Linked DNA regions of Homo sapiens: region 2 is linked to region 1. A link is a loop called in an ENCODE intact Hi-C map of the cell type or tissue named here. Cell type or tissue: B cell. All regions are shown on one strand. Links, peaks and the distances in the headings refer to the core of each region. The heading gives the core; the rest is flanking DNA.

Region 1 (15,651 bases), core at 1-8,000:
TCTCCTCTTTAGAATCCTGGCCTCCTTCCCTGAGTGACACTATGAAGTCAGCCTTGACTTCAGTAAGGCACAAAGGAGCACTAACATGTTATTTTCCTCTGCTGGCTCTCTCATCTCCCCGCCCCTCTCCTTCCTGTTTTAATCAATTCCTGCAGAGTACTTCGAGGAATCCATTCTCAGGCCCTAAAGTCCCTGCGTGGCCAAGTTGCTCACTGGTACGGGGAGCTGAAGGTAACAAGGATAGGCTTCACTTCTCTGAGAGCAAGAAGGGAGCCTGTATATTCATTGCAGAGAATGCGGCAATTGCATCAATTTTGTGGCAAGAAATTCGACACTGCAAAAAACGGGGACTGGAAGGGTTGGGCCTAAGGGGAAAAAAAGGGAAAAGAAGAAAAAGGAAGAAAGAAAGGGAGGAAAGGAGAAGAGAGAAAGAAAGAAAGGAGGGAGAGAAGAAGATTAAAGTAAAAGAGAAAGAGAGAGAAAGAAAAAGAAAGGAAGAAGGAAAGGAAGGAAGGGAGGGAGGAAGGAAGGGAGAGAGGAACAAAGCAAGGAAAAGAAAAGAAAAAGAAGCCCTCTGAAATGATTCATACTCTGCTAATCTTTCCAAAGGAAGAAAAACCTGTTAATGACAGATTAGGACAGCAGTCTTGTAGTTAATTTTTATTTTCTATTACCATCATCAAAATATGTTTAAGGAGGGCCCTTGCCAAATTAAAATCAAGAAAGATTGGCCATCTGTGAAAGTTAAAGGAACATGGAAAGAGTCGGAGAACAGAGGAACAACTCAGGGTATAAAGAAGCATTTCTTTAATTCATGATTGTTTTTTGGGTTGTCCTTGTTTAACATAGGCATGCAGGGTAGAAGAATTTGGAATCTTTAAATAAATAAAACATTGCAATCATGCTGAGTTATTCAAGTCATTCACTCAGGGAGTTGGCCCCAAGAGAGTTAATTAGAATCTCTTGGGGATGAGCAGGTTCCATTTGCTGTAGAAGCCAAGTGAAGCCTGAGAGGAAGCAGTTGTTGGAAAAGTTAGAGCAAGGCTGATGGTTCACGAAGACAAATTAGAGCCTGAGAGAGCTTGGTGAACTGATGCAGATGCTGGAGGAGCAGAATCTTAGTGAACAGGTTCAATGTTTTATTTAAGCATACTGACGCTGGTTACCAAAAGCTGAGGCCCTATTAGCTGGAAGGGTTCAAGGCTGTAATTCTCTTGGTAGCAAAATAGGAATAAGTCAGTGGTTCTCAAAGTCTGGTCCCAAGACCAGCAGCATCAGAATCAGCATCCCTTGGGAAATTATTAAAAATGGAAATTCTTGGACCTCATTCCGACTCACTGAATCAGAAACTGTGTTGCAGGGACCCGCTCAGATTGCTTTGTCTACTGAAGTGTGGGAGTCACTACAATAAACGACTGGAATAAATGACTGAAATGGTTCAAAACTCTGATTATAATTAAATAGTGATTCAAGAAGTCTTTCCCATCCTGCTGCTTCACCCAGGTGGAAGCCACCATGGTCTCATGCCAAAACACCTACAACATCCCCTTCTCTGGTCTCCCTGTCTCCAGGCTCAAGGCTCTCCAGTCAACTTCTCACACTGCAAGAAAAGTGAGACTTTTAAATTACAAACCAAGTACTGTCCCTTCCTATAAATGACCTTCAGTAGTATCCCGTAGTATTTAGGATCGAGTCCAATTGGTGACCTGACTTCTGCCTTTGTCACTCCACAGCAGGCTCCCAAGCTGCTATCTCTTTGCATTCTAGGCTCCAACAAAGTCAAATTGCTTTTAGCTACTGGAATCCAGCTTTCAGGCCACTTAGCTTGCTGTTTCTACCACCTGAGGCTTTCTTTCCTTGTCTATTCATCAGCCAGTCTGGAGACAACTCAGTGGAAAGGGGCACTCCATGAGGGTAGGAGTGGTTAGAAAGAGGAAGCCAGTAAAATGTATCCCACAAAATTGACATGTTAAAGTCCTAGCCCCTGGTACCTTAGAACATAACCAACCATATTTGGAGATAAGATCTTTAAAGAGGTAAATAAGTTAAAATGAGGTCATTAGGCTGGGCCCTAATCCTGTCTGACTGATGTCCTTATAAGAAGATGAGTTTAAGATACACACATGCACTGAGGAATGACCATGTGAGGACACAGAGTGGAGACAGCATCTCCAAGCCAAGGAGAAAGCCCCTGGAAGGAACCCAGCCCTGTTGACACCTTGATTTCCACCTGCAGCCTTCAGAGCTGTGACAGTGCATTCCTGTTGCTTAAACCACCAGCCCGTGTGCTTTGTTATGGCCCAGCTGACTATGCAAGAGCTATAGGCACAAGGTAACTGTAACTAGTTTTATATTTGTGCTTCAATGACATTATAATAAAAAGTATTAGATCCTAAAGAGAGAGAGAGAGAGATTGAAAAAGAGAAAGAGGAAGCCACGAAGGGGAGAAAGGACAGAAACCCTGAGCCAAGCCAAGCCAAGCAAGTATAGATGCAACTGTGAAATAGGGGCCACAGGATCTTGACACCTGCCCTGCCCCCCAAGTCTTTACCTTCTGCAGGTGTTCAACCTATCCCTGGCTTCACCTTTAATATGCCCAGCCTCTTCTGAAATCTCTGGCCCCCAACACAAAACACCTTCTGGAGAGTAGGCTATCAGTGGCTTCCAGGATGGTAATTAGCTACCTGATCACCTCATATGCAGCGGTCTTTGGAGTGTTGTCCCCAGAGCAGTGCTACCACTACCGGGAAACTTCTTCAGAAATGCAAATTATTGGGCCCCAAAACTTACCATATCAGAAACTCTAGGGCAGGGCCCTGCAATCTGTATTTTTAAAAGCACTTCAGATGACTTTTAGACAAACTAAAATGTGAGAATCACTGTGTAAAGTATTTGTGTAGGCTATGCTAATGGAACACCATATGTTCTCCTTGCCCCATAAAAGGGCATTATAATTTGGGCCTTGGGTGATAACACCCCTCCCTCTTTTGTGCAAACCACAAGATTGTCTCCATTGTTAGGACTTAAGATCAGACAATTTGAAGAGGGTCCACAACACCTATTATATTCAACTGTATAGGTAGTAGTGACTGACAGTAACTATAGCAACACTAGTAATCACAGCAAATCCTGGAGAACATTTAGTAACCCCCTATAACATGATTTACTCATATATATCCCACATATATAACCTTGGAAAGTAGGAGTTATTCTTCCCCTGTAATGAGTTGCAAAAACCAAGTCTCAAAGGGATCAGCTGATTTGCCTAAAGACACTTGACAAGAAAGTGATAAGCCAATGACTTAAATGTGCGTCTGTCTAGCTCCAAACCACTAGCTCCGCAGTCCCACTTATTCCTACAAAGATACAGGGGTGGTCACTGGAAGACATTCTGCTCCTTGAACCAGACCTACCTTCCAAGCAAACACAGCAATGTGTTGACTGCACTTTTGGCCTTCCTGCCTTTCTTCCAGCCTCTGATGCGGTGTTTGCTTTGGGGGTTCTCTTCTCCTCACTGACCAATGACTGTGATAATGCAGTTGGCATTTCCTGTTGCCATGCTGAAGGTGGAAGACAGTGATGTAGTGTGTGAGAGAGAGTGCCTTCCAGATGAAATGCAATGTGTAAATGGAAATTGTCATCATTATCCTCTGAACAAATGGGGAAGATGCACATTGGTTCTAGCAGAACTGGAAGAAAAAATTGGAGTTTGAACAAAAGCATTATTAATTTAAGAAACTGCCTGAATTTGCCTCTGGCAGTTTTCTTTGTAAACACCGTTAACACCCTGGAATGCTTGAATTGTATCTAAATGCATAGCTTAAATATGTAAAAACAGAAACCTAGGCATTACTTTTAGGCACCCAGAGAATTGTTTGCTTCTAAAACCTACCAGAACAAAATAAAACTAGCATATGAGACTTCAGAATTATGAGGGTCTAATATTTCTTATGAAATTGTTTCATAGAATATAGAATTGTTGATCTCCCTTTCCTCCCTCAAAACCAGATATAATTTACAACTGACAAAATACAGCTTTGTAATACTGCTCGTGCAGAACGTGCTTGTATTTGTATTTTTCTATAACATGAACATGGTTTAGAGGGTAAATGGCTGGAGTAAGGGATATCTTTAAGCAACAGGGTTATTTAAGTGGCCAAGTCACAGCTGAGTAACTTTGTAAATGAGCCTGGTAAAGTCAACTCCACAGAGAAGAATATTTGCATATTTATGACCTCATTCTGAAGTGGAAAGCCCCTCGCTCAGGCACCATGGTGGGAGGCATTCAGAGAAGGTAAGTTTTGGACACTAGAATCAAACAAGTTATACTTCCCAAAAGGAAAAAATATGTATGATTTTGAGTGAGGTTATTCTAATTGAAAAGCCATCCCACCATCAGCGAGTTCTCAAGTTTTCCCAAGTAATCTAGAAAGTAAACATGGGCTTGCCAGTCCTCTGGCACCTGCAATGCATTTGGGGAAATCCTGTCTGCATTTGATGTGCTTACACACCCTGGAGCCCCTCCCCTCCCCCATTTAGAAGCACGTAGAGATAGGACAGGTAAAGTAGTTGCTGCTAGCCATGAACCAACCAGTCTATGGGGCAAATTGCTAGTAAACTAGCATCTCCATGGGCCATGAGAGCTTCAAGGCTTGAATCTCTTGCCAAAGTACAGAATAATCATGACAATGACCAATATAGATGGGATCTTACAATGGGTTGGGTAAGCACTTTATATATATTGTATGATTTAATCCTCCCAACAATCTTGTTAAGCAATTTCTTATTAAATTAATAAATGATTAGCAAAGAAATAAATAATATTAAAATGACTATTATTTTCATTTTACAGATGAGGACACTAAGGCACAAAAATTATGTAATTTGCCAAAGGTAAAACAGCTAGAAAGCAACAGGAACAGGATTCAAAGTCAGTCTGTCTCCAGGATCCATAGAGTCATCACTAGTCATGGGAAGATTGGGCTTTCAAGTTTGGCACCATAGAACTGAATTCCAGCTCAGTTACTTGGGGGTCAAACATGATCCTGAGTAAGTGACTTAACCTGAAAAATGGGTACAAATCTGAACTAGGAGGATTGTCATGAAGAAGGTACTTAGTACTTAACAGGCACTCAATAAACAGTTGCTTAAGGTATGTCTCCATCAAACACACCAACAGCTCTGGATATGATCCGATATTGGAATGACATTTATGAAACTTGAGTCATTTTCCTAGCTAAATATCTGAGAGGCATAAAGTAGGATGATCGCAAACCATAAGGGAAAGAATTCTATGCATGCACACATGCAAATATACACACACTGGATTCTTATAGAACTCAGAAAACAGAAAACACTTGCTTTCTATATTCAATTATTTGCAAACCCTACCAAAAGCTGACCAAAGATCTAAACTTAATTCTGAATCTAATTTTTGTTGGGAGAGGGTCAGGAATTTATACTTTGAGTGTCAATAATATATATAAAATTTTAAACACAGAACACTTTATATACACAAATATATAAAAAATACAAAGTATGGGGTGTGCATGTGTTCGTGTGCCTACATGTGCATTCTCCTCTAGGGTGGTTTTATAACAAATGGACCTCATTGCTACAGTCCGTTTTGAAACTTTCTCTTGACTGGGCTAGAATGATCCCAAACTACCCAAAATTGATTTCACTTAGGTCCTGTGTCTCTGACATTATTAAGAAGAGATTTTTTTCCTTTCGCAAACAATTTAACAATTTTTCAAACATGGGTAATGACCTTACTTTTCCTCTTATCCTTTTACCATAGGCCTTCGTGTGACACAACTAGAAAAGCACATGAGATTATGAATGACTTTTTGCTGCCTTTCAAAGCAGGAACCATGAATTAGTATTGATTGTGCTTTCTCATCCATTTCCCACTTATTTGGTTTCTTTCTCTATGTTCTATGGGAAAGAAAAGGCTATTTTAAGAGTAGAGAAGATTGGTTGCTTCTTTTCAAAAGCCTTTTTACCTTGTTCTACTGGGTTTAAACTCAATGGATTCATCCAAAATAATTTTCTGTTCATTGGGATATTATTAAGAAGATTGCCATTATGGTAAGTTCTAATATGTATTTTTTAGCTCTGGAAGACACAAGAAGTTCCCCAGGCTGTAAATATCCCCCAGTAGTACCCTGCCACTCTAGTTTTGTTCAACATCTTCTGGTAAAATGTCCATGGAGAAAAAGAGAGTAAAATGATTTTCTGTTTGTTATTTTGATAGACAGGAACAGAGACTTGTTCAAGTCAATTAAAGAAAAGAAAGATAGAGTGGACTATCACAAAGTCATTGTAAAAATACAGGAGGATATGTAATTCAACTTTTCCCCTAAATGTACAGAAGAACCATTTGCTGCTTTCTCTGAACACTTCATTGTGTCTTTGTCCTCCTGGAAAAGTGTGGATGTGATGCAGGACAAGCAAAGCCTCAGATTGGGGCTTAGCCTGGGAGGGTTCTTGACTTTGCCCAGGAAAGAATTCAAGAGCAAAGTGGTGGTAATAGACAGCAACTTTTATTGAGGTGGTAGTATACAGCAGAGGTACTGCTTTTGAAGAACAGGGCTGATCCATAGGCAGTATGCCCAGAGTAGCAGCTCAGGTGCAGTTCTACAGTCATATTTATACCTAATTTTAATTCTACACAAATTAAAGGGTAGATTATCCAGAAATTTCTAGAAAAGAGGTGGTAACTTGTGGATCATTCGTTCATTGCCATGGAAAGGGATGGTAGCTTCTGGGTGTTACCATGGCAATGGTAAACTGACATGGCACTGTTGGGCATGTCTCATGGAGAGGTGTTTTCCTTTTCCCTGTTTAAGCCAGTCTTCAATCTGGCCTGTAGTCTAAGCCCTGCCTCCAAAGTAAAGTCCCAGCTCCTACCTCAAATGGGCCTCTTCTGTCTGAGAAGCTCCTCACTTTTCATAGCAGAGAAGGAGGCAGAGGATGTAGGCTTTACCAGCCAGGTAATTCACTGTGGCAGTCACCAGGAGTAACACATTGCAGCTAGGTCTAAGATGACTTGTAGGTGTCCTGCCTTGATCCCTGTGAAGATGGTGGTATCATTTCACTAATATAGAGATGGCAGGTCTGGAGAAGAGGAAGATGAGTTTGCATTTGCATTTGTACATGTTGACTTTGGGGCACTTAGGAAACATTTGGGTGCATTGCTGGGTTTGAATCTCATGAGGGATTTCAGCTGGAGGAACAAGTCAAGTGACCTGCCCAAGCTACATGGCTTGGTGGTGGTGGTGCTGAGACTTGAATGAAGTCAGGCTAGAGTGTGTTCTACCAGCCTGTGCTGCCCGAGTCAAGCCAATCAGTGAAATTATGAGCTGTAAAGCTGCCTTTCTGGCCCTAACCTCTTCCTCTTGCTTTCTGTTCCACTGACTCAGCTTGCATCCTTCCCATGCCTCCTAGTTTCTCCTTCTCTTTTATCTTAATTTAAACTGTGTTCAGAAAAAGATCCATGAATTATGGCCTTCCCCAGGGGGCTTGAGTCTTTAACAACAACTCACCTTGGGCAATGATCATGATGGGAATAAACATGATGATGGAAACTACAATGATGACGAGAGTAACAGGATTATTTATGGATATTATTTTTTATTTTGTCGATCCTGGGTTTTCCCCTGTACCTTTCTAAGTCTATGCAGATTGTTCTTCTATCTCAATGAATATTTGCACTGAAAGATCTGACCCTACCCAAAACTTCCATTCCTGGGTCTTTCCAAAGCAGAAACCCTTAGGGTAATGCTGCCAGATAAAATATAGAATGCCAAGTTAAATATACATTTTAGATAAATGATTTTTTTAGTGTTTGTCCCAAGAATTGCATGGAACATATTTATACTAAAAAAAAATGTTGTTAATCTGAAATTCAAATTTAATTGGGCAGAGATTTTTTTTCTTTTCTTTTCTTTTTTCTAAATCTGGAGACCCTGCTATAGGGGTGAAAGGAGAGAGACTTTGCAAATATGACATAGGAATAAATGAGGGAAAAGAAAGTAACAGGAGAGAGGGGAACCCCCAAGTCCAGGACAAATTCTGAGGGTCCCTCGGGAACTGGGTCTGAACTCACCCCTAGCACTAAAGAGAGCTTGTGGGACCTCAGTGGAGAGGGACTAAATGGTGGCCCACAGGGGTCTAGGCCCTTGGCCTTAGAGTGTGCAGCAAAGTCCCAGGACCAAGCAAGGCAGATACAAGTGTTCCCTAACAGTGAATGGCCATATGTATTTAGACAACTACTCTTTTCTCTATTAGGCCACAGGACTGGGAGGGGGTAGCCTAATAATGACTGAAAGAAAATTTCCTACCAATGAAAGAGAACAAAGAAAAAGACTCAGAGCTGAATTCAATTTTATCTAAAGGAAATAATGTGACATCTCAAAAACTAGTTTTGTGAAGCTACCTTTGAAACTGTGAAATAATAATCATTACTGTTAAATATTGAGTATTTTCTATGTGACATGCACCACGTTAAATATTTTATCTACATTATTTGGTTTCTTTATTACAAAATGATTATGGCACACAAGCAGCCCTTTGTTAATGGAGTGTCAGACTTTGGGGAGTAGGTGAGGAGATCATAAGAGGAGGGGAACAGGAGACATCAATCTATGCCTGCGTCACTTATTGATTAGTCTGGCTCTGGCTGGAAAACTAATTCAGATATAAAGAAAAAATTATCCCAGAAATACACTTCACCAAATAGACAAAATATTTGTTTCAGGAGCCAGGCCTGTGTTAATCTCTCTTGCCCTTCCAGTTAAAAGGCAAAAAGCATTAGTCCTGATGTAAATATTTAATTTCCTTGCTTCAGGCATATTTTTTTGGCCTGGCTTAGATCTTGACACCTTCCATGTAATCAAGTTAAGTTCTTCCAAGCTTTGTAACCCTATAAGGAATAGTCTGTGTCTTGGGCCAAGGTTTCAGTTAAAGTATTATTTTCTACAATTCTTTTCACCTGGAAGAGGGAAAATTTTCTTTCCAATTGCCACAATTTCACACCTCCCAGCTGAGAGAATTTGTTCATCCAGTACTCAGTGTACCTTCTCTGATAGGAAGAAGCAAACAGTCATTGGTCTAACTTGGAAACATTTTGTGATCCCCACATACCTTAGCAAAAAGCTTTAAAATGACTTTTCTCTCACCACATGCTGAAAAATAAATGATACTCTGGCATCTGGTTTTGCAGTCTCAAGTTACCTTCAGCGGATCACTAGTAAAAGTAATCTTGCTCAACCATGGCTAGCATTGTAATGACTGTCCATGATTAGAAAGTTTATGAAAGGAGACAGGTCATGAAAAGAGATTCCTTCAGTCCTGAACAAAAGCTCAGCAATTATGTTTTGAAGAGGTTTTACCATTTAGCCTGAAAGATGAACTTCTTAACCAAATTTATTAGAAAGAAGGTTTTTTAGGAGAGTTTTGTTTTATAGGAATTATGGTCAAGCTTGCCTGGTATAGAAACCTGACACCACAAATAGTTCAATAGGAGGTTAACCTTAAATATCTCACTGTTAAAAACAAGGAGCCACTAACTTCAATGCAAGCCTCTTGCACTGAGGGGGCTCCCCATCCTCCACCAATGAAAGCCAGAGATGATGTTTTCTTTGTGTATAAAATGGAAGGCATATATGTGAATAAAAAATCTTCACTCCAATGCAGATCCTGCAACTGCAACATTCTTAGCATTTATTCTACTTCATAAATTGCCATAAGTCAATGGGAATTTTCTCACTGATAGAGATAACTCAGATCCAGACCCATCTCCACCTGGATATCTCACAGATCCTTCAAGATCAGAAAAACTTCCTTATTTTTCTCTGCCTTTTAAAAATGTATGTATTCTGAGCTAGGTTTCTCACTGTTGGCAATTGGAGAAATATGAAGGCAAGAAAGACTAGAATCTACCATTATCAGTATGAACTCATGGTTTTTAAAATATAGATAAATAAATAGAGAAATAGAGATATCTATATCCTAGCCTGTCCAACGAGGGAATCTAGAAAAACTGTGACCCCAGTAGCAATGAGTGCACCTAGATTTTGGTACTAGGAACCAGTACTTCTTGGACATAAGGTAGATTCTAAGGTTTGAACAGGGAAAATACAACATAAGCTTGAAGTAGTATACCACTCCAGAAAGTAAGAAAGTGTTCAAAATACAATGGAACCTAGCAAAAGGACACGGGAACCAATTTGAAGGGACTCCCAGTGGTAAAATCAGAGAAAATTTGAACATGAAAATAAATAATGACAGTGGTGGATTATAATCCATTAAAAAAAATAAAATCCATGAGCCCATACTGATATAAATAAATGAATAAATAGACAGGGGAGCCAGGAAAGCTCTTCCTTATAGTAATATAGATGGAGTAATATAAATATAGAAGCAATGACAGATTAGAAAATCACTGACGGATGTTCAAGCTATCGTATGAAAGCCTGATAAGGAACATGATACTTATATAGCCTCAAAGTATTTCCCACAAAATTCTCATTAATAACAAGGGGGAAAATGAATAATGCTAGTGAAGAAGGCTAGAGGACACCCCACCAAGTTATCAATGTTGGCATCACCAGTATTCAGGCAAACCTATATTATGTGTCTCCTTCTATAATAAATTGAGAATGACACAACCTAACTTCTCTTCTTTCTGTCTAAAAGTGTACAACCTGAACTTAATCATAAAGAAACAATGGAAAAACCCAAACTGAGGGATGTTCTACAAAAAAACTGGTTTGTATTTCTCAAAAATGCCAGGATCAATAAAGACAAAGAAAAGTTAAAGAGCTGTTTAAGTGAATGGACAATTACAGAGACAACTACATGCAATACATGAATCTGAATTGTATCCTGTACTAAGAAAGAAAAGTCTATAAAGAACATAATTGAAGCAACTGACAAAATTTGATGAAAGATTGTCAATTAGATAATAGTATTATATCAATATTAAATATCATGTTTATTTTACTGTGAGATGTGAGTATATGTTCTTTTCTTGGGAGATATACACCAAAGTATTCAGGAGTAAAGAAGCACAATGTCTCTAACTTGCTCTCAAATGGTTCAGAAAAAAAATGGATCTGTGGTGTGTGTATGTGTGTGTGTGTGTGTGTGTGTGCGTGTGTGTGTGTGTGTGCGCAGAGCAAGAGAGAGCACAAAAGCAAATAGGGCAAGATGTAAGTCGGTGAATATGGATACAACATAAGGTGATTTATAGTATTTTTGTAACTTTTCTGTAAGCTTAAAATTCTATCAGAATAAAAAGTTATAAAAATCTACCCATACTTCAGTCCCCAGTGGAATCCCTACCTCTTCTATGAAACCTTTTTTCCCACTACAGAATGAAGTCTGTAGATCACAGAATTTTATTGCTGGAAGAAACTAGATACTTTCTCCAGAGAAATCCTGTAGCATGCTGAGTCTGCATTATTCCATTGGTAATTGATCAAAAGGCTTCCTAGGAAGTCACTTCTCTTGTCTTCATCTGTTACCAAAATCTTTTGCCATCATTTATCTCCCCAATTACATTGTAAGCTCCTTGAGACCTGAAAATGTGTCTTAACAAGTTCCTTAACCTTTCTCACACCTTCTCCTCCTCCAGCCCCACAACCCACAGCCTCCTTGCAAAACACAACACACACAAACACACACACACACACACAGAGGCCAAGTCCTCCTACCTTTTGCTTATTCTTTACCTTGCCGGTTTCAGCTTAGAAACCATCTCCTCCAACCCTTTATGACATCTTAGACTGGGTTAAATGATCCATGTTCCTCATAGCATCCCATTCTTACCCACTTATCTTGCTGAATTGAACTTGGCTATTTTCTCATCTATCTTCCTTACCAGACTCCCTCAAGCCCTCCTTGAAGGCTAAGATTGGGGGTAGGGCTTAAGGGCTCACTGAATATTTGTTGAGTAACTAAATGAGTAAAAAATGTTTAATTTTTGGAAATCAACACTTCTGGACAGTTTCTATACTAGTTTCAGGTAATCTGTGAGTGATACAGATTTCCAGGACCCTGCTGGGATGTGATGAATCTTTGCAGAGTAGGTCCTGAAGACCAAATGTATAAAAGGTTCTTTGGGCAGTTCTGGTGTGCATTATCATTTAGAACCATAGGTTGAATAGATTGAAAACATTTCCCCTTATTTCTCTCACCTCTTCCCACAAATTTTCCACTTTTTCTGTAATCTACCCTTAGAGTAAAATTTCCCATAATGTCACTTATTGAGATCCTGGGGTTTCTACTTAATTTATACTTTTGCTGTTGAAGTATGGCTGTTGCTGACTTGGCTTCGCAGATGCTTCCAAATGGTATCTCTAAAGAACTCTGATAAATGAACTAGAAAAATTGAAAAATTAAAATAATATTGATCAAAAGAGTATATACTAGCTAGTCGAAACAATAAATAAGCCAATATATCATTTTCTTCAGAGACAAAAACATCTAAATAAATCACCTAAAATCTGATCTGCAGAGTTCTTAAGTATTGCCAGTTAAAGAGAATTTTGCCCAACATTTTTTTTTTAAAAAGAACTCTGAAAGGCCCTTGTGTCCATCCAAAATGTGAGGCTAGTTGGCACCAAAGTCATCAATTTACAAATCTGGGAAGAAACACAAAAGAAATACATTTAAACATATCCAAGGCTTTATGAGAAAATAATTTAAAAAGACAACATGTAGTATAAACTATGAAAGAGAAAAAGATTTATTTTCTAGATCTGGTTCTACCAGAAAAGAAATACTTTCTTTTCCCACTTATGGTAATTGGTTTGTTCTCACGCTGCTATGAAGAAATATATGAGACTGGGTAATTTATAAAGAAAAGAGGTTTAATCGACTGAAAGTTCCACACGGCCAGGGAGGCCTCAAGAAACTTACAATTATGGTGGAAGGCACTGCTTCACAGGGCAGCAGGAGAGAAAATGAACCCAAGCAGGGGAAATGCCAGATGCTTATAAAACCATAGATTTCTTGAGAAATCACTCACTATCACGAGAACAGCATGGGGGAAACCACCCCCATGATTCAATCACCTCCCACTGGGTCCCTCCCACAACACGTGGGGATTATGGGATTACAATTCAATATGAGATTTGGGTGGGGACACAAAGCCAAACCATATCAAGCAGTTACTTTGAATTAAGCCAACTGTTCATATCCCTTGAAGTATATTGGTAGTGCCCTCAAAGTTTCTCAAAAATGGGGGTGGTGGTTTAAAGTATATCAGCTTTTTGTGAGGTTCCTAATAACATGATATTTTTACTCTATAAATGGAAGGTGGTAGGTTAATGCAGTCTGTTTATAACTTACTATAACATTTATGCCATGTGATTCTAGATAAGCAGCAATAAGAAGACATTTACTTCTCTTCTTATCTCTTAAATGCCATGATTTTATCATCATCTTTACTTTGGGTTCGTGAAATGAAAGACAGGCAAAGAAATCAATGGCCAGCATCTTGAACACTGTGACATAAATTATCCCTGCATTAACAATTTACTAATTGATAGAGCCAAGGGAGATAAAGCAAGATCCCAATGTAAGTGAAATAAACTGTGTGCATATATAAATAATTCATATTTTAATTAAAATTGCCTACAGAACATCAAGATATTCCAAAATCATTTAGGCCAACACATATTTTATCAGCTTAAAAAGAAAATAAGAAGTCACCAAACATAACTTTGCAGTGTTGTTGAAGGTCCCCAAACGTAGGTCACATGCTTTCACTCTGTGCCTTGTTCTATAATTAGCTCTTGGTGTCAAGAGGAGGAAATGCACACTGAACAGCAGGTACACAGTCGGTTTTGCTGCATGAAGCATAATGAGGATTTCAGATTTAACACACTAATACTTGTTTTATTACCGTAGTCAATTGTCCATGCATCTTAGGATTCATGTTGTGTGCATTGGCTAAGTCATGTTTCTTTCATTAGCTGAAGCAATTAATGTACATTCAGCCTTTTAAGTACTATCTCTTTATGCATTATCCTTGTGTAATTCAGTTTGCAATGATTAAAATAATTTTTCAATGGAGATGCCACAGCATAATGAAAAAATATACAGCCCTAATGTAAGAAGCATTTGTAAACATTTTTAGGAGGATATTGTTTGTTGTTACACAACACTGTAACAGATGGCTGTAAAAAGCAGCTCAAACTCAAGAACCAGCAGAGAGACAGACCTCAGGGGACTGGGGTAAATGGGTAGAAGAAAGAGAGATTTTATTCTTTTGAAAGAGAATTTAACAGCGTGTCAGAAATAGTTTTTGGTCTGCCTTTTTGTTAGTGTATTTAAGGACCAAATATTGGCTAGTCTTTATAATTAATAACTCGATCTCATTAAACCTTTCAGCCATTTTTAAAAAAAATTTAAGTAGGGGGTCTCAGTATGTTGCCCAGAGTGATCTCAAACTCCTGGCCTCAAGTGATTCTTCCTGCCTTAGCCTCCCGTGTAGTTGAGATTACAAGTACAAGCCGCCATGCCAGGCCCTTTTAACTACTGAGCACTTACTTTGTGCCAGGCCCCAGGAGACAACTTTTACATGCAGCCTCTTATTCAGTCACAGTAACAAAGAAACTAAGACAAAGAGGGGTGAAATAACTTACCCAAGAGTCTCATTGCTAGTTAGTCATAGAGGTGGGATCTATCCCATAACCCTCTTCCTTTTATGACCTAGTAGAGTGGTTAAGGATCTGGGCTGCATGGGTTTGTGTTTGTGTGTCCCTATATATCAGCCAAGGGACTTTGAGCAAGTTACTTAACCTCTCCGAGCCTCAGTTCCTCCTCAGTAAAAATGGAGACAGTGATAGAAACCTAGCTCGCAGTGTTGTGAAGATTAAGGAAGTTCATATGTGCCAAGTGCTTAGAAGAATACCTGGCACGTAGCAAGTATTTGCTAAGTGTGTGCTGTTGTTATTACTATCACTATGCTATCCTGCCTGTTCTGTGTTGTGTGCTTTTCTGTTTCAGGACTAATTGTTTCTTTGTTTTAAGCAAGATGTTATGCTATTGTGATGCCTATTAATAAATGAACATGTGTGTAAATGGCCTTAGAGATGGTTGTTTCACACTTGCTACATGTCATAACCGAAATCCAAGATTAATTAACTTTCTGAATATCTTTCCTAATTTAACAAGTGATTATCCAATTTAATGTACATGGACAATGATTTCAATAAATATATTTTCTAATTATGTTTCACTTCTGTGAGCATGATGTGATAATTTAGTCTTTAGCAGCTAGATGCATGTGATTAGACAAAATTGCTCAGATATTGAGAACATTGTGAAATATTTCCTTTAGATTCTCACTCAGCATAAAATGGATCTATTGTGACTGATTACATTTCATACTCAGGCTAGCTGTTTCTGAGTGCCAACTCTGGTACTGCTCCCTTTGCCTGTATAGTGCCTCCTTTGATTTTTTATTCGATATACTCCTTCCCTTCCTCAGAAACCCAGACTAAATGTCACCTCCAGGAAGCCTTCCAGACATGCTCTTCCTTTCCAGATAAAATTTTTTCTCCCGGGCCTGAAATCCTGAGGCAGAAAAAGTCCATTATCTTCTAATAACTGACCTCTCTTATTACTCAGTTAATG
Region 2 (8,000 bases), core at 1-8,000, 260 kb before region 1:
TCATTTGGGCTCATCTGTCTCTCTGTGACTCCACTCTCATCAATGCCCTATTAAATCTGCATTTCCAGCCTTGTTCTAAGCTTCTCTTTAACATTTCCATGCAGAAGCACTTCTGACACTTCCAACTTAACTTGCTCACATTTGGATTCAAAACTTCTCCTCCCCCACATCTGTTTCTCTTCTTGATCGCTCAATTTCTCTTAATGGAACCATCACCCATCCAGTCATTTGGGCTCAGACTAAGGAGTTATCTTTGACTGACTCTCAAAGTCATTTGCTGCATCCTATACTCTGTTTCCTGTAATGAATATAGTTTTATTGCTTTCTCTGGTTATATAAATCATATGCGATCAATGTAGTAATTTCAAACATACAAAAGGATAAAATACATACAGAGGGTAAAACATACAGAGGGTAAAAATCACATGAACTCCCACCTTATTACAATTCATTATTAACACTTTAAAGGTTATTCTTTTGTGAACCCTTTAACATAGATACATAGATAGATAGATAGATAGATAGATATAAATGGAATAATACACTGGTTCATTCTTTAAAAATAAAAAAAAAAGGAAAGAGTTCCCAAAACTTTGGCTTAATTTAAATATGTATTTTGAACAACTTCAGCTCTCAATCTTGTCAGTATCACCTCTATGAAGGCATATATAACCTCACTTGGAGAAATGAGAGATTTTTCAGGCCTTTTGTGAATTTGAAGCCTAGACCAAATGGTGCCCCTGTGGTAAACTCTGGAATTGAAACCTCATTTTATTATTTTTTCTGTAATCCATGGAGACTCTCAGGGTACATGAGGAATAATATTTTTGCTCTGTGAATGATCAATGACGTCAACAAATATCTTTTAATATCTATCATATACAAACTACTGCTAGCTATGTGAGGGATACACAAATGAATAAGACATTTTACTTGCTTTAGAGAAAATTTTTATAACAGTGGCCTTTAAAAAATGTTGCTATAGCCTCCATAAACTTCACTCCCTGCCACCTATCTTCATGCCTGTGAAGGGCTCATTTTGGTTCTCTTTGAGTTTTGTGTGGAAGCTGCAGTCCCTAGCCTTGCTCCAACAAGCACTTTGAAATATAAGAAGAAATGCAAAAAAGAAAGTAGATCTTAGAGGGCTGATTTAAAAGAAATGAGAATTGTTTGTTTTCTGAAAACACACCTTTGCAGCTTGATGGCCCTTGATCACTGTGGGATGGGCACCATAGGATCCCCGAAACATGGCAAGAACTTATCTTAGACTTAACAGCGGTTTTGGCTATGATCTGCTGTCTTCTTTTCAAAGGATGCAGCTCTTCTGGAGAGGCTTCTGTCTGAACTCAGCCACATTTCTATGCTCAAAGTGGTAAAGTACCATTCATGTGAAAGCCCCACGGAAGACTTAAAAGCACTTTACAGGCCTTCAGAATAATTTAAAGTATATCCCTGGTAGATATCCAGGGCAGAAGATGCTCATTTGTCATATGTCAAAAAGCACTGAGGTTTATTTTTACAGAATCACTGGCTAACAGGAAGAATACTTGGGGCCATTACTCTCTAGCAACTTTAATTACAGCAACACAACGTTAGAAAGAAGATATACTTGGCCCATACTTGAGGATTATAATCTCTTAACTCTTTCAAATCCTTTTTGAAAGGTTTAAAATTGTATTTAGTGATAGTGATAAATGGCATAAAAGCCATAGAGAAAATGCTAGTTTGGGGAACATGTCAGTCATTTTTAAGAACAGATGTCCACCACCATTTCTCTCTTTTGGGAAGCAGCCCATTAAGCTGTGTGCTGCTGAATCAGACATGACAAAAAAGTTCATTCAGTCTGGTTTATTTTGGCTTGGGAGTCAACATCATGAGAGGCAATGACTGATATTTCTGGATCTGCTGTTGCTTCTACTTTAGAGACTGTTGAATCAGACTTGATTGAACTTGCAGACATCTCTGGTTCTGCTGCACACACATGCTGCTTCATAGCCTGAGTGCTGGTGATCTATATAGCATCTTGAAAATTTGTGTTTTAAAATTGCACACCTACCTGCACAGATGTAAAATCAGCACCGACCAAAATAAGCTCACCCTTGAATTTCTGCATTCTATGTTATTCCATAGAAGACTAAACATCCAGGCACTGATCCATTTATTATACCATGGCATCTCTGGGGTGACAGACACATTCATCAAAGCTCCAGTCCCTCAAAAGGATAACGCTCAGGAAATACTTGAGCAGCTATCAGATAATTCACCTTCGTCTTACGGCTTTTCTAAAACTTAATAAAAATCCTATTTTCAATTAGAATCTTCCAAAAAAAAAATAGAACTTGTTTCTCCAACTTCTTGGATAAGCTAAAGCAAACATTGACTATCATAACTTCTATTTTTTCAGCTTCAAGTCCCTCAAAAATGCTGTTTCACTTAGTGTCATGCTGTGGACTTCCTTTCAGAGGTTACCTTTACAAGGATTTTACTCATAGACTCTGCTCTTTATTTGTACTTTGAGTCACATACTCCTGGAGCCTTTGGGATCTCCTTATCTCCTTGAAAGCAAATAAATGAAAGCTGAGAAAAGGGTCAGCCTAGTTGTATTCTAGGGATGGCATACTCAAGATCAGAATTACCTGTACATAAAAGCAAAATACAAACAAAATCTATAACAAAACAAAAAATTAAGCATCTTTAGTTTTCTGCTAATAGCACATAATATTTATAATATCCTTGAAACAATTTTACTTGCCCACCATTTTAAAGTTTATACATTTTCACATCTTTATCTCAGTCTTGACAGCCAATCTGGAGGCAAGTTTTAAAAAAACAAATGAGGAAATGAGCACTCAGAGAGGTCAACAGACTTATAAAAGGTCAAGTCTTTGGGGCCAAGGGACTCAAGTCCAAAGATTCAGCTCCCAAGGTAGGAATGCATTATGAAATGACTTTATTCCAACACGGGGCAGTAGTGATAACAAATCAACTTAAAAATCTAAGTAGATTTTCTTTTCCCATTGGTCTGAAATTTTCTACACTTAGCTTTGACCAGTAAAACAGTCTCGCTGTCCCTGGAAGTGGGTGCAAACCCACTTCCATAAAATGACAACTCCATTTCTCAGCATAATCAGAATGGGATTGAATTACCACTCTTTGGGCCCTGAGCTAGTTTGTTGCCAGCAGTGTCCATTTCCAGAAATATTCAAACACTCATTAAAAATGAGAAAAGTCATTTGACTACTTCTTCCCAAACAGAAGTTTACATTGTGCACATTCACTCAAAGAAAAACGATTGCCCTTGTTTCTGTGGTACTACAATTATTCATGTCAGAGTGTTTTCTTTTGATTGTCTTCTCTTTCATATTTAGTAGAGCTGGAAAAAAGAAAACTAATTTTTCCTCCTTCCTACACTGAAACCCTTACTACTTTTCAAAAGCAATTAAAAGAATACAAGAAAGGCACCATGGCAGGGAATCTCTGGGTTTCTATGACAGAAGACCCTTCAAGTTTCCATGATACAGTTTTCTCCCTTCCTTTCTCTCCCTAGCTCTTCCTCTTTGCATGCGAGCACTTTAGGTCATGGGATATTAATCTGCAGCAAGTAAAAGTGAAACTAAAATGGCGTCTTCCTTCCTTTTCTTTCTGACTTCTTCATCTGAATAAATTAAAACCTATTCTAAACTGGCTTTGTCTATATTTCATGAAAATAAGTTCTTAAGTACTCATTAAATGCCTAGTGCTGGTGATGTCACCTCATCCTGTCTTTTGCTTCCTTAACTTTCTGTTCCTCAAGTTCTCCTAGATACCTCTTGTCAGAGTGGTACAATTCTTTCTGTAAAACCTGAAATGGTAACCTTGGAAAGTCTGAATTGCATCCAAAAAGAATTCATGACTGCGTGGGGGTGACTTTGACTTTCATGAAAATGAATGCTCCAAAACCATCAACTTTAGAAAATAATTCATTACACATTTTTTATGGTGAAGAGGGGGGATAAAAATGTCTTACATAAAAGCACCTCTTGTATGAGTATCCTGCGTGACCTATCTCTTACGAAAGAAAATGTTAGGACAGTCAGCTATTTGGAAACATTGTACGTGTAAGCTTTTATGCTGACTTTCAGCGAGAACAAGATGAATCATGAATACTTAATTTTTTTTTCCCCATGGTTATGCTTAAATCCTAGTTCAATTGTTTCAGAGTATGCACTTGGGAGACTCTGTATGTAATATGGATTTGGGTGTTAGAACTTCCAATAATTGTCTAGGTTAGGGGCCAGTGGGAATGCAGCTCCCTGGACTTTTTATCTTAGTCCTCCTTTCTTTCATTATTTGGGCAGATACTTTCATGTCTTTTTCTCTCTCAAGGTAAAAGAACACTTACCACTAGCCCCAGCATTCTGAAGGTTAACAAAATACCTTCGAAGATTTTTTTCTTAATTTTGAACAATTACAGTAAATTACAGAGTATAAGATTCATGTATCTAACATCCAGGTTTAAGAACTCTAGTATTTTGTCACATTTGCTTCAGATGTTTTAAAATATGAATACTTAAAGATAATGGAGATCAACTGAAAATCCTCTTTGTACTTCTATTCAGTTGTATTCCTCTTTCTCCCGCCTGGAGACACACATTTTCACAAATTTGGTATGTATTCTCCCAGTCTACATTTTTATATGTTTATTAATTATATTTAAACAATATGTAATATTTGAGACAATAAATTCTAATGAGCCACTAGTTGTCACTAATCCCCTCTTCTCTTCTGTCCTATCAAAACTTTGCTCTGTGGCCTAGTGAGTTCTAGTCATCCCCTCTCCCAGGCTCTTCTGTCATTAGCTAAAAAGCCAAATGGTGGGTAGAGAAGGACATGGTCAAGTTTTGGTCAAGGAACTATAAGTAATTTAAAAGGTAAGACTTCTAGTAAAACCATAATTTTCTTGGTAAGATGGGGCAGATTTAGATTCAGTTACATCTTCTGTCTCCTCTCCCTCTTTGGATCTGAGCATGGATGCAATATCTGTCGCAAGAATTATCATCTTGTGATCCTGAGGATGAAAGCATAGAAGAAGGTAAAATAAGCCATGATCCTTACAAAAGGGACCCTGGTGGCAGGTTTGAGCCTATACAAAAATAAATTTTTGAGTCCTTTAGCAAAAGTGGACTAATTAAACCTACTTACACATTATCATCCTTTGTTCATCTTTTGGACCACCAGACCAGGTAAATTTTATTCCCTCCCTCGCTTTGTGGGGACACGATTGATGGCAGCTGGGAGCCAACTTCATTTGGATCATCTTTAGCTGAAATCTTACAGGAGAAAATTACAACAGCCTGTTTGGTTGAGCCACTGTTGTTAAATTCCTTTAAATGTAGCCAAATACAATCCTAACTGGTATTGTATTATCTTGCTGTAATGATTTGTGTAAAAATGAGGTTGCCTTAACAAGTTGTTCTGCAACTTACTTTTTCCACTCAATATTACGTTTGACCTTTATCTACCTTGATATGTATCTAGTTCATTTAAAATTCACTTATTCTATTCATTTCTTCTTAAGAGATATTTAGATTGCATCTAAGTTTTTACCATTACCAATGCTATTGCTCTGTGTCGCCCTGCACATTCACATGCACAAGGGTTTCTTTAGGGTGTATGCTGGATGTGGACTCGGATGAATCTCTTTAAGATTCTTAATTTGGGTCCAAGCAGTTTTAGAAATAGAATCATTTATGAATTTAGAGGCAGATGGGTAATAGTAATCTCCAGGACTCTAAACTATTCTATTCACATTTTCTTATTTTCTTACACTATTTGTTAAGCCTCTGGAAAAACTAGAAACAAAAATCAGAAAAAACAAAATCCAGAAACAGCAGTACCTGAGTAAGAAACATCTATTTCCACCAGCTTTATGGCAGTTTCTTCTGTTAGTCCCCTTCTGGAAGTGAAACTCTACACTAAGACTTCCCAACCTTCCAGGGCTTCTCAACCTTGACACTATTAACATTTTGGGCCAGATCATTCTTTGTTATGGGGGCTGCTCTGTGCACTCTAAAATGTTTTACAGCCTCTCTGGCCTCCACTCACTAAATACTAGTTTTACATCTCTCCTCAGTTTTGACATTTAACAATGACTCCAGGCACTGCCAAATACCTTTGAGGCAGAAGGAGAGGGGGGCACAAAATCACCCATGGATAAGAACTGTTGCGCTACAGTAGCTAATCTTGTGGTATTTGGGGCCAAAATAAATAGAGAATCCCATGAAGGCAATGAGAGATCTTGCAATTTTTAAAAATGGTCATTTTAAGGCCATTAAAGAATGCTACTATAGTACTTGGTTTGAGGAAATCTATATTTCCAATCTTTAAGGTGAGGGAATTAATTTAGGATAGTTATAAAACCTTTGTAAAATAAAAATATAAAAAGAATAATAATTGCATTTAGTCTACGTGGGAATTTTTCTTAGTATGATACATATGTCTACCTCTTTAATCTTCACAACTTACTTATGACATAGGTATTATTTTATATCCATTTTATAGATGAGAAAATCGAGCTACAAGAAGGTTAAGGCTTGCTCTTCATAGAAATTCTGTTTAATTTTCATGGCAAGTCTTTAAGGTGTATGCTATTACCACCATTTCATAGATGAATAAATTGAAAGAGAGATTAAGAAACCTAACGAATATCCCATAGTGTTAAACTGTGAGTCTGTATTCAATGCGCATTAATATGGATACATTCATGAAAATGATACAAATTAAAACTGGTACCCACTTATCAATGTTATTTTGCCTTGGAGATACGGATCCCTTAAGAGGAATTTAATTACCTTTTTGTAAGTATAGAAGAACAAGATCTTATAATTTGTCATAGAACATTATGCTTATGTCTAAGTTTACAAATTTCAACTTTCTTACTCTTTCTCCTCCCCAACCCCCACAATCTTTCAAGTAAGTATTTAAATAAGGCAGCTAAACAGATGTGTAAAGCTAACAAAATGTAATAAAACATGGTGTAGGAACATAAAGTGGACTCAGAAATGATAAGGAAAAACTCTGACTATAAGGATCTATAAAAATACTGGCAAACCGAATCCAGCAGCACATCAAAAAGCTTATCCACTATGATCAAGTTGTCTTCATCCCTGGGATGCAAGGCTGGTTCAACATACGCAAATCACATAAACAGAACCAACGACAAAAACCACTTGATTATGTCAATAGATGCAGAAAAGACCTTCGATAAAATTCAACACCGCTTCATGCTAAAAACTCTCAAAAAACTAGGTATTGATGGAACATATCTCAAAATAAAAAGAGCTATTTATACACATATAAACCCACAGCCAATATCATACAGAATAGGCAAAAGCTGGAGGTATTCCCTTTGAAAACTGGCACAAGACAGGGATGTCCTCTCTCACCACTCCTATTCAACATAGTATTTATTGGAAGTTCTGGCCAGGGCAATCAGGCAAGAGAAAGAAATAAAGCGTATTTAATTAGGAAGAGAGAAAGTCAAATTGTCTCTGTTTGCAGATGACATGATTGTATATTTAGAAAACCCCATCGTCTCAGCACAAAATCTCCTTAAGCTGATAAGCAACTTCAGCAACATCTCAAGATACAAAATCAATGTGTAAAAATCACAAGCATTCCTATACACCAATAATAGACAACCAGAAAGTCAAATCATGAGTGAACTCCCATTCACAACTGCTACAAAGAGAAAAAAAAATACCTAGGAATACAATTTACAAGGGAAGTGAAGGACCTCTTCAAGGAGAACTACAGACCACTGCTCAAGGAAATAAGAGACGACACAAACAAATGGAAGAACATTCCGTACTCATGAATAGGAAGAATCAATATTGTGAAAATGGCCATACAGCCCAAAGTAATTTATAGATTCAATGCTCTCCCCATCAAGCTACCATTGACTTTCTTCACAGAATTAGAAAAAAAACTACTTTAAATTTCATATGAAACCAAAAAAGAGC

The links. Peaks named below come from ENCODE experiments on the same cell type or tissue, not always from the same donor. Only the 100,000 strongest peaks of a DNase experiment are listed, where the experiment ranks them.
Region 2: it touches region 1 in a loop (26-fold over the local background); 2 of 110 quality-filtered maps call a loop at or near these places.

The regions. Positions count from the first base shown.
Region 1 is chr10:61,124,205-61,139,855 of GRCh38, reverse strand. No RefSeq gene overlaps it. Among named protein-coding and RNA genes, the nearest start is that of LINC00845, 120 kb to the right of the region's middle. RefSeq lists enhancers at 3,391-3,685, 4,108-4,337. In B cell, for the core only: a CTCF peak has its summit at 360; DNase peaks (open chromatin) are centred at 3,495, 4,265 and 4,485; H3K4me3 peaks cover 503 bases; H3K27ac peaks cover 1,605 bases.
Region 2 is chr10:61,393,442-61,401,441 of GRCh38, reverse strand. No RefSeq gene overlaps it. Among named protein-coding and RNA genes, the nearest start is that of TMEM26-AS1, 55 kb to the left of the region's middle. In B cell, for the core only: no CTCF peak of the experiment used is centred there; a DNase peak (open chromatin) is centred at 3,601; H3K4me3 peaks cover 1,037 bases; H3K27ac peaks cover 717 bases.